Regions from separate parts of the Homo sapiens genome. Here region 1 is linked to region 2. Evidence: chromatin loops called from intact Hi-C (ENCODE). Cell type or tissue: chondrocyte. All regions are shown on one strand. Each heading gives the region's core, and the rest is flanking DNA. Links, peaks and the distances in the headings are about the cores only.

What was found. Hi-C counts contacts between places; a loop is a spot of excess contacts. Peaks named below come from ENCODE experiments on the same cell type or tissue, not always from the same donor. Only the 100,000 strongest peaks of a DNase experiment are listed, where the experiment ranks them.
Region 1: it touches region 2 in a loop (7-fold over the local background); 48 of 110 quality-filtered maps call a loop at or near these places.

The regions. Positions count from the first base shown.
Region 1 is chr18:35,383,782-35,389,564 of GRCh38, forward strand. It overlaps the pseudogene RPL7AP67. Among named protein-coding and RNA genes, the nearest start is that of ZNF396, 9.3 kb to the left of the region's middle. RefSeq lists a silencer at 5,564-5,783. In chondrocyte, for the core only: CTCF peaks have their summits at 2,910 (motif pointing right) and 3,172; no DNase peak of the experiment used is centred there.
Region 2 is chr18:35,947,858-35,953,640 of GRCh38, forward strand. LOC105372066 (a long non-coding RNA gene) reads right to left here. Exons shown (of 4, transcript NR_188032.1): 3 at 4,821-4,942; 4 at 3,946-4,180. Among named protein-coding and RNA genes, the nearest start is that of MIR3929, 17 kb to the left of the region's middle. In chondrocyte, for the core only: CTCF peaks have their summits at 2,692 (motif pointing left) and 2,896; a DNase peak (open chromatin) is centred at 2,364.

The sequences.
Region 1 (5,783 bases), core at 1,928-4,427, 560 kb before region 2:
AGTTAATCACAGGAGGCATTTTCTGCTGCTCATAGGGGATAGCCCTTTGCCGCTGCAATCAGATATAGCTGGGCCATTTGACAAAGCAAGTGAGGTCCCTTTGGGGCTGAATGTCCTGTCCAATGCCAAAATTCTTAGGCCTTTTCTCAAACAAGGGATTTACCACCTTCTTAGCCTCCTGCTACTTTCAGACAGCAGGGGCTGGGGTCGTCTTCTTCCCCTTGGCCTTCTTTTCCTTGGGCATCTTGGGCAGCTGGAGGAGAAAGAAAGGAAAGGGAATTCTCTCCTCCATCTTCTGAGCACCCCTGACTGTTCCTCTTGTTCTGCAACCTTACATATTATTAGTGTTCTCCATTGTTCTGCCTTTTGTTCCCGCACTTTTCATGCCGTAGGCTCTCTCTGGCTAGCTTATCTATTGCCACCTATGAGGCTTCAACTACCATATCTAAAGTAATTAGTTCCAACCTATATCTTGGGCCTGACCTTTTTTTTTAGTCTCTTCTCCATAGAGTTGACTGCTACTTAACATAACTGCTTGTTTCCCGACACCCTACACTGATCATGAATTATTCCTCTCTTTCCCTCTACCTGCCTCTTTTCTCCTGTATCTTCTATCTTCTGGACTAGCACTGCCATTCACCCATTTTCTCCAACAGAAATTTGGAATCTTCTATGATGTGTCAATTTCACTCATGTACATGTTAGGCAGCGTCTGCGTCTTATTTATCCTTGTGCTGTCTATGTCCATGCTCCATAAAAACATAATAAAAAAAGGAGAGGAACAAATTGATAAAAGAGTCAGTTTGCTCATAGCAATGAGCTTATGAGAGTGGACTGGAAACAAGAAGATGTGAAGTTTGATTCATATTCGTAATGGGAGCCCAGTGTAAGATAGGAAGGAAATGAAGGATGAGGTCAAAATGTTAAATGTGAAATTTAACAAAGATTATTCAGATGGATTTAAAGGCATAGTTACCAGAGAAAACAGATGATCCATGAGGAGGATTTATTTTGGAATAAAAAGCATAATGGGGCCGGGTGCAGTGGCTCACGCCTGTAATCCCAGAACTCTGGGAGACCGAGGAGGGAGGATCACCTGAGGTTAGGAGTTCGAGACCAGCCTGGCCAACATGGTGAAACCCTATCTCTACTATAAATAAATAAATAAATACTAGCTGGGTGTGGTGGTGAATGCCTGTGATCCCAGCTACTCGGGAGGCTGAGGTAGGAGAATTGGTTGAACCCGGGAGGCAGAGGTTGTGGTGAGCCGAGATCGTGCCACTGCACTTCAGCCTGGGTGACAGAGCAAGACTCTGTCTCAAAAAAAAAAAAAGCATAATGGCTTCATGACAATTTGAATGTGAAGAGATGAAGAGAATACATCTCACGCAATACTGAAAATTCATGTCAGGGAAGACAGTAAAGCATGCTGAGAAACAGACGTGTTGGAGCTTCAGGGTCTGCTATAACATTGGATGCTCAGCACACTGCCCCGTATGAAGTCTTGCTCCTCACCTCTCTTCCAAGGCATGGGGCTCCATGTTTTCATCTTCAATTTTGTTCTCCACAGACTGGAACTAAATATTCAGCTATATGTGAGGTGATTCCTCTATGAGTTTCCTCCCTAGGAAATTCATACTGTAACTACCACAAACTTCGTGGCTTGAAACAACAGGGATTTATTATCACATGGGTCTGGAGGCTAGAAGTCTGAAATGAAGGTGTTGGTAAGGTCATACCCTCAGTGAAGGCTCTAGGGAGGAAGCCTTCCGTGTCTGTATGATTCCCGCTGGTTGCCGGCAGTCTTTGACATTCCTCATCACATGGCCTTCTTCCCTCTGTGTCTGAGTGTGGTTCCATGTATCTATCATCTTTTTAAAAGACACCAGTCGTTGGCTTTAGGACCCACCTAGCAATCAAGTATGACCTCATCTTAATTAATTACATCTGCAAAAAATGTACGTTTCCAATAAGGTCATTCTGAGGTTCTAGGTGGACACAAATTTTGGGGGTATTCAACCCAGCACACTGCCTTTGCCAGCTAGTAATTTGTTGAAATTCACCCTTCTGTGACTGCTATGTAACATGAAGTGGGTCTTTTAAATCTATTTCCTTAAGGCAGAGAATGAAGGAAGGGGCCTAAGAAAGGTGGCAAGTCCTGGATGGAAGGTGGATTATGACACCTGGGAAAGCAACATCTGTGATGGGTGGAGAGACTCAAACCGCAAATTTGAATACAAGTCATTCTATCCAACTGCCTGATGCCTTTGGAATCTACCCCTTGGCAAAGACCACGACAAAATATGGTAAACAGAATATAAGGCTATGATGGGATGTATTTATAGTCACAGGAAAATACAGGGCTCTGCCTTGTGGAGGAGATGAAATGGAAACCAATGTGATCTATAACTAATCATCACTCACTTTGTACATTCATAAAATTTCCCGGAAGCAGGAAACTGGAATGAGAATAGGCAAACTGGAAGCAATGCACTGAGCAGTTGTTCTGCCTCCATTCTTTTCTAGATGACAAAACTAAAGACCCCCACAGTGAAAATGCTTATCCCAATTTAGCCAGCTATTAAGTGACAGAACCCAAACTGGATCCCATATCTCCTGACTCTGTTCTTCCTATTTGATCCTGATGCCCCTCAGGAAAATAATTAGAATAAAATAAAAACATACTTCTTGCAAGTTCTGACAATTATTACCTAGAAAGAGGATTTGAGGAAATGGCATTTTTGAGGAAATGGTGAGAAATTTGCCTTTAATTCATATGTGTGTGAGGGAGAGTTCATTTAATTTCTTAGTTTAATATTAAGTTGTAGAAACAGTGTTTGATAAACCAAATCACAGGAGGAAAAATAAGAAAAAAGCTCCTTAACAGTAGGCGTGATGTTAACAATTTGTCAGCAGGAGGCGCTAGAGAGACATTGCAGGAGGAAGGGCTTCCCTTCTGGGTCTGGTGCGCACAGCTTCTCTAGCATCCAGTAACAGCTCCTCCCTGTTTGCTCTTGCATCCTTTGGGGCAGTTTTGTAGCCGAGTGCCTCCAGTGAGAAGCCTCCCAGTGAATGGCTGTCTCTTGCATTCTAGAGGGAAGACTTCTGGTAAGTTCTGAAGGGCAGATTTCAGGAAAGTTTCACTACCATGGCAAAACAGTGACTTTTCTGCTATCCAGTGAGCCAAGGCTATGTACCACAGAGGAGGTGCCTAACAATCACGTGGACAAAATGACACTCTCGGTGAATATAAGTCAGTCTCTTTCCCTAGTGCTTGCTCAACGGACTGTAAACAAAGTAGCCACAGTGGCAAGGATGGAGACTATGTATGGGCTCAAAAACAGGGACCGTCTCCACTCACCAAAACTGACCTAGCGAACACCACCATGTGTACCTACTTTGTCAACAGCAGAGGCCAGTACTAAGCCCTTCAAATGGTCCTCCACCGTTTGAAGAGGGCAACACTAAGCCCTTCAAATAGTCCATGGGAACCAGCCAGCCACCTGGTGGCAGGTTGATTACATTGGACCATTTTATTCATAGAGGAAACAGATTAATCCTCACTGGAATAGACATATATTCTGAATATGGATTCACCTTCCCTGCCTGTTATTCTTCAGCTAGCCCTACTATGTATGTACTTACGAAATGCCTTAGTCATCTTCTTGGTATTCTGCACAGCATTGTTTCTCATCAAGGATCTCATTTCACAGCAAATGAAGGATAGCAATGAGTTCATGTCTATGGAAGGAATCAATTGGTCTTACCACCCACATACTCCAACATCCAGAAGCAGCTGGCCTAACTGAAAGTTGGAATCACTTACTGAAGACTCAATTATGGTGTCAGTTGGGAGACAGCACCCCAAAACAACAGCATTCTGTCTTACAGGGTATCATACATGCTTGGAATCTGAGATCATTATATGATGCTGTTTCTTCATAGCCAGATTACATGGATCTGGGCATCAAGGGGTAAAAGTGAGCATGACTCCTCTCACTTTTATACCCAATAATCCATTTGCAGAATTTTTCTTCCTCTTTCAGAAACTTAGAACTATGCTGGTTTGGAAGTCATAGTCCCCAAGGGAGGGATTCTTCTACCAGCAGACACAGTGTTTCAATTGAATGGGACCATTCAGGAGGGTGAAACTGCTTCCTAGACATATTAGACTTCTTATGCCATTGGACCAACTGGAAAATAAAAAAGTTATATAGGGGAGGTGCTTGATCATGGTTACCAAGAGGAACTTGGGTTGCTACTACACTATAGGGGCAAGGACTATGTCTGAAACTCAGGGAATTATCTAGGGATGCCTCTTATACTTCTGTGGCCACTAGTAAAGGTTAATGGAAAACTACAGAAACCAAAAAAGTCAGGGTTAACAACTTAGATTCTCCAGGAATAAAGGTTTGGGTCACTATACTGGGTAGAGAACCCCAGCAAGCTGTGTTTCTAGCTAAGGATGGAGGATAGGTGGACTAGTTAATGGAAGAAGGAAGGGGTAGATATTCAGTTTCACAACAAATTACAAAACCAAGGACAGTAATAGCTTTGTGTATTTTCTGTTTGCTTATTATATACATTTGTTTATTTTATGTTCTAACCATTTTCATCTTCTTTCTCCACATTGTCGTTTTATACACAAATAGTTTAAACTTAACTTTACAATGTGTTCTTTAGGTTACAGAATATTTAGTGGGACTATGACTGAATTTGGGGAGTAATTAATATAACCAGTAATGAATACAATGACTGCCAGGACTGCGCATCTCTACATTTTGAGGAAATGGTGAGAAATTTGCCTTTAAAAAACATGGTTGTATTTTATTACAGAAGAAAATTAGAGTTGCTTTGTTGATGTACAGATGTGCTCAAAGATGTGAAGAAGGTTGCACGTGTAGGTTAAGTAGTCAGAGTCCTATTCTCATTTGAATCTCTGTGCTTTTGCTCAAGCTATTCTATGAGGGAAACTTCAAAAAGTTCATGGAAAATGTGTATTATGAAAAACTATGCATGGATTTCAAATTTTTTGCAAATAAACTCATACCAACTTGATATGACATGTCTGAATAGAACCTAGTTTGAGGCACTAAGAAGGATAAGATATCAATTTGAAAAGAGCCCCTATTGGAGCAACATGAATTCTGCTAAAATTGAAGCAAGAACAAACATCGAATTTATGGTGATGCTTGCATGGAAGAATGGTGAAATCACTGATGCTTTACAAAAAGTTTATGAGGATGATGTCCCCAAATAAATCAGCAGTTTACAAATAGATAAACCACTTGAAGAAGGACAAGATAACGTTGAAGATGAAGCCTGCAGTGGCAGACCATCCACATCAATTTGCAAGGGAAAAAAGGATCTTGTTCATGCTCTAGTTGAAAAGGACTGACAATTAACAGCACAAACAATAGCCAACACCACAGATGTCTCAAGTGGCTCAGCTTACGTAATTCTGACTAAAAAATTTGAGCAAACTTTCCACTCTATGAGTGCCAAAACCATTGCGCCCAGATCCACTGCAGACAAGAGCAGAGCTTTCAGTGGAAATTTTAAACAAATAAGATATAGACCCAGTAGCATTTCCTTGAAGAATTGTAACAGGAGATGAAACACGGCTTTACTAGTGTGATTCTGAAGACAAAGTACAATCAAAGCAATGGCTACCGAGACGTGGAAGTGGTCCAGTCAAAGCAAAAGTGGACTGGTTAAGAGCAAAGGTTGTGACAACAGTTTTCTGGAATGCTCAAGGAATTTTTCTTGCTGACTTTCTGGAG
Region 2 (5,783 bases), core at 1,366-3,865:
AAACACAGTGGGCACAGGCTAAAATGTGAACAACTAACAGAAGGAATTTCATAGCCCATAATGCAACATTTGCTGATGCGTTGTATTTTTTAAGAATATAACGAGAAGCACATACTCTGATTAAATTGCTAAGTTCCATTACAGTCTTATAAAATATATTACAGCAAGCCTCAAGCTAAAGGCTTATTGGCAAGTACCTTGCCTCTGAGGTACAAGGAATCCGTTCCTGGGGGCTTATGAGAAAATGTTAGGGGGCTCCTTAATAATTCTGTACAAACACTGCTTGAGAAAATACTATTAATGCCTTTCCGCCAAAACTAAGCTTGAGTACTTTTTCTAAACTCCTCACCGTTTAAGAAGAAATAGCATGCAAAGTTCAAATGAGGTCATCATATCCACCCCCTCCTGCCTCCCACCTAGTTTTTTCATTCAGCAATCAATCCCTCCCCAACAATTGAGGTTCAGTTGCTGTGTCTGATTCATGGAAGAATAACCTGTCTTTTCCTCCCCCTTCCAAATTTTTTAAAACACCAAGCAGTATAGGCAAGTTTTTGTTTGTTTGGCTGGTTGGTTGGGTTTTTTTTGAGACGGAGTTTGGCTCTTGTCACCCAGGCTGGAGTGCAACTGCACGATCTCGACTCACTGCAACCTCTGCCTCCCGGGTTCAAGTGATTCTCCTACCTCAGCCTCCCAAGTAGATGGGATTACAGGTATGTGCCACCACGCCCAGTTAATTTTTGTATTTTTAGTAGAGACGGGGTTTCACCATGTTGGCCAGGATGGTCTCAATCTCTTGACCTCGTGATCCACCCGCCTCGGGCTCCCAAAGCGCTGGGATTACAGGCATAAGCCACCGCGCCCGGCCGGCAAGTTTTAAACCACAAGAATAAGATGTCTTTTCACAGGTGTGCAGAGAAGGACCCCAGAACTGGGTAAATTGAGAAGTGGGACACACAGGTTTTGCAGGCCTGACTCGGACACACAGGTGTGAGCCTGCAACAACAAACAGCTCCTCAACCCTCAAGTACAAGAACAGGGGAAAGAGTGGCATTCTATATTTTTTTGAAAACTAGCTGAACTTGGTCTGCTCTTATTTTACCATTTTCATGTATGGTTTTGCAAATGTTTTACTTGACTTTAGCCTATATTTCAAATTATCGGAATGTTTTATATTCCCATCTATTTTAAACTAGTAATTACCTGTCTAAAACAAATGGACACCTTCTTGAAATAAATGTAATTAGATTATTACTGATACACACAGTATTATTGAGACTAAAAGTAAATAATTTACTGCTTGAACCCGGGAGGCGGAGGTTGCAGTGAGCCGAGATCAAGCCACTACCCTCCAGCCTGGGCAACAGAGTGAGGCTCCGTCTCAAAAAAAAAAAAGAGTAAATAACTTACTGTACTGTTTTGCAACACCTTAGCCCTACAGTCTAATCATTTACACAAAGCATTTTTCTAGAGATTCCACTCTGAATGTTCATCATGGCATAGAAACACAACACTTTGCAACTGATCTCCTAATCCAATTAAATGTTTGTATCTTATTTGGTCATTTGCCAAAACTTGTTGACTATGTGCTGCACACGTTTCTATTTCTACCGTGGTAACCTTAAAACACCAAGGATAACCAGCGGATTCTTAATTAATGACCTCCTCTGACTCCAGTGATCTGTCCAGGGTCATGTCCCACAGATGTCAACCAAGACAGCACTCCTGCCAGACCCATCTGGCTTTATTTCCAGGCAATTTCCTTTTTTGACTTCCCATATGTTTGCTTCTTGTCTTTCTGGTCTTTGCTTTCTGTTCCCAGTCTCTCTAACTCACTGTTTCAGCACACACCGACTTTCTCTTAAAACATCCCTAAAGTGATGGCTGTTTCTCATCATTTGTCCACGCAGTTAACTCAGAACTCAGGGACACTGACCCAGGCCTCCACTGGCTTCAAAACAAAGAGTTTGCCCAAGGTCCTCAAGGAAATTATTAATGCTCAGCTCTAATAAAATGACCATGCTCCCACCCCCTTCCCACACACCGTCTCATTAGCAGGGTTTATTTTTATGGGTAGTACTGTGAATCCACTAGGTAGAAGCAGGTCCTCTCGACGATCCCCTGACGACAGCCCTTGCAGACACGGCTATGCCCAGGCCCATCGCCTGGATCCTGAGCGCGTCTGGCTCTCCACGCCAACCCATTCTGCCCGCTGACTGCTTGAGTCCTAAGCCCGACGACCCTGCCCCAGACCCTGGAGACGCTGGACGCTGGCTCACCTGGATCCCACTCAGACCCGGGCGCGGGCTCACCTGGTCCCCCGCGGGCTTGGGCGTACGCTCATCTGGATCCCACTGGGACCCGGGCGCAGCCTCACCTGGTCCCCCGAGTTCCCGGGCGCGGCCACACTGGGTCCCCCTCCTGCTCGCGCCGCCCTGGGCGCCCCGGAGGAAGCTCTGTGCGGCTGCAACCCTGAGTCCCAGGCGGAGCGGTCAGCGGAGAGTTCCAGCCAACTTATTCCGTGCGCCTCGAAAGGGAGGGTTGCTGGGCGTATAGATATTCTATTTCGCGGGGCCTTTGCGCTCCGAGTGGCCCCTCTAGGCCAGTTCCTCCGAACGCTAATCGGGGGCTCCGCGCTCTCCCCTCGCTTCCCTTTGCTTGGGGAATTGGCAGCGGGGCGCAGGGATCCATCGGAAACGCAAAACTACTTTTTCCCCCTGCTGGTCACTGTGAGGAACTGCACGTGGTGGAACTAACCTGTAAGTAAGGATTCCTTCCCTCTAAGGAGAGAAGCTTGGGGTCTTTCCTCCCCCATCAAAGGCTTCGAAAACTCCCCCTTTTATTCCGTTTCTTTTATTTCAACTGTCACATTAAGAGATAGCAACTCATTTTTAGGCTTCAGATTAATGAGAATAAGTAAAATTAAAACATCCCACTAGAGCGTTTAAAATTTTTTTTCTCTTTTTAAATTATGGAAAATTGCAAACGTGAAAGTAGGCAGAAGAGTATAATGAGGTTCCAGCTTTTGGTAACGGTGGACTAATCTTCTTGCAGATAAAAGTTATACAATCTGGCTGGGCTCCGTGGCTTACTCCTGTAATCCCAGCACTTAGGAAGGCCAAGGCAGGCGAATCACTTAAGGTCAAGAGTTTGAGACTAGTCTGGTCAACATGGTGAAACCCCGTCTCTACTAGAAATACCAAACAAGAGAAAAAAATTAGGTGGGCGAGGTGGTGCACCACCTGGGCGACAGAGTAAGACTCTGTCTCAAAAAAAATAAATAAAATAAAATAAAAATTATACAATCTGAGCAAAGCATTTTTAAAATAATGTGTGAAGGTATTAGAGATTGATCAAAAGAAGGCAGAAACTGTAGGAAAACCACCCTTGAAAAATGAATGAAAATTGTTGGGATTTGTGAGTTTATGGCTTTTGACATGAGGGCAACCCCCAATCAGTGAGCAGCTCCAGCTGCAGAGAGCCATCGCTTGATTGACTTGAAGTGGACAGAAAACAGAGTTTGAGACTAGTAGAATTGGAAAATTGGGGCCAGGAGTGGTGGCTCACACTTGTAATCCCAGCACTTTGGGAGGCCGAGGTGGGCAGATCACCTGAGGCCGGGAGTTCGAGACCAGCCTGGCCAACATGGCGAAATCCTGTCTACTAAAAACACAAAAAATTAGCTGGGCATGGTGGCAGATACCTGTAATCCCAGCTACTCGGGAGGCTGAGGCATGAGAATTGCTGGAACCCAGGAGGTGGAGGCTGCAGTGAGCCAAGATAGTGCCACTGCACTCCAGCCTGGGTGACAGAGGGAGACCTTGTCTAAAAAAAAAAAAAAAAAAAAGGAAAATTGGGAAGAGGTAATTCTAGAAGGGAAGAATATATAGAGAAGTATGTGTCATGTTAGTTTTCTCTTGGCGCCATAACAAATTAACCACAGCTTAATAGCTTAAAACAACACAAATTTATTACGTTACACTTCTGGAGGTACAGGGCTCATTGGGCCAAAATCAGGGTGTTGACAGGCTGTGTTCTCTATAGAGGCTGCAGAGGAGAATCGATTTCCTGCTCACTCGGGTAAGACTGAGTTCCCTGATTTCTTGCTGGCCGTGAGGTGAGGGTCATTCCAGCTTCTAGAGGCCCATGCTGCATTCCTTGGCTTGGGACCTCCTTCCTCCATCTTCAAAACCAAAGCCGGGAACTATCAGTCAAGTTCCTCTCACACTTCAAATCTGTCCTCTTCCTCCCATCTCATCTCTCTGACCCAGCCTGGAAAAGTTCTCCCCTTTTAAGGATTTGTGTGATTAGATTGGGCCCACCTAGATTATCCAGGATAGGATAATCTTCCCCATTTTAAGTCAGTAACCTTAATCACATCTGCAAAATCTCTTTTGCCATGTAAGGTAACGTATTCATAGGTGCCAGGGAATAGGACGTGGACATCCTCAGGTAGCCATTAAGCTGCCTACCAGAATCTACCCTCTGATCCCTCAAATATGTCGCAGCTTAACATCAATAACTATATTAAATATAGCCAGGTGTGGTGACCTGTAATCCCAGCACTTTGGGAGGCCGGGGTGGGTGGATCGATTGAGCTCAGGAGTTCAAAACCAGCCTGGCCAACATGGTGAAAACCCGTCTCTACCAAAAATACAAAAAATTAGGCCAGGCACAGTGGCTCATGCCTGTAATCCTAACACTTTGGGAGGCCAAGGCACGTGGATCACTTGAGGCCAGGAGTTCGAGACCAGCCTGGCCAACATGGTGAAACATCATCTCCACTAAAAATACAAAAAGTAGCCGGGCGTGGTGGCACACACCTGTAATCCCAGATGCTCGAGAGGCTGAGGCAGGAGAACCACTTGAACCCAGGAGGGGGAGGTTGCAGTGAGCCAAGATCATGCCACTGCACTCCCACCTGGGGGATAGAGCAAGACTCTGTCTTCAAAATAAATAAATAAAAGGACTATATTAAACATAAATACACTAAACATGCTAATAAAAAGACAGAGATTGTCAGACTGGATTTAAAACAAACCAAAAACAAGACCTGGTTGTATATTATCCACAAAAGATGACTCTTAACTGCAAAAACATAAATAGGTTGAAAGTAAAAGAATAGAAAAGGATACACTGTGTAAAAAGAAAGAATAAGAAACCTGAGGTGGCCAACAAGCATACAAAAAGATAATCAACATCACTAATCATAAAAGAAATGCAAGTCAAAATCACAATGAGATATCACTGCATACCCACAAGAAGCGCCATCATCAAAAGAACAGAAAATAACAAGTGTTGGCAAGGGTGTGGAAAAATTGGAACCCTTGTGCACTGCTGGTGGGAATGTAAAATGCTGCAGCCATTACGGAAAACAGTATAGAGGTTTCTCCAAAAATTGAAAATAGAATTACCACATGACCCAGCAAACCCCACTTCTGGGTATGTATCCAAAAAACGTCAAAGCAGGATCTCAAAGTGATATTTACATATCCATTTGTCCATTGCAGCATTATTCAAAATATGCAAGAGGTGGAAGCAACCCAAATGTCCATCAACAGATCAATGGCTAAAGAAAATGTGGTACACATACAGTGGAATGTTATGTAGCCTTTAAAAAGTAAAAAATCCAGCCGGGCACGGTGACTCATGCCTGTAATCCCAGCACTTTGGGAGGCCAAGGCAGGTGGATGGCCTGAGGTCAGGAGTTTGAGAGCAGCCTGGTCAACACGGCGAAACCTCATCTCCACAAAAAATACAAAAAAAAAATTAGCTGGGCGCGGTGG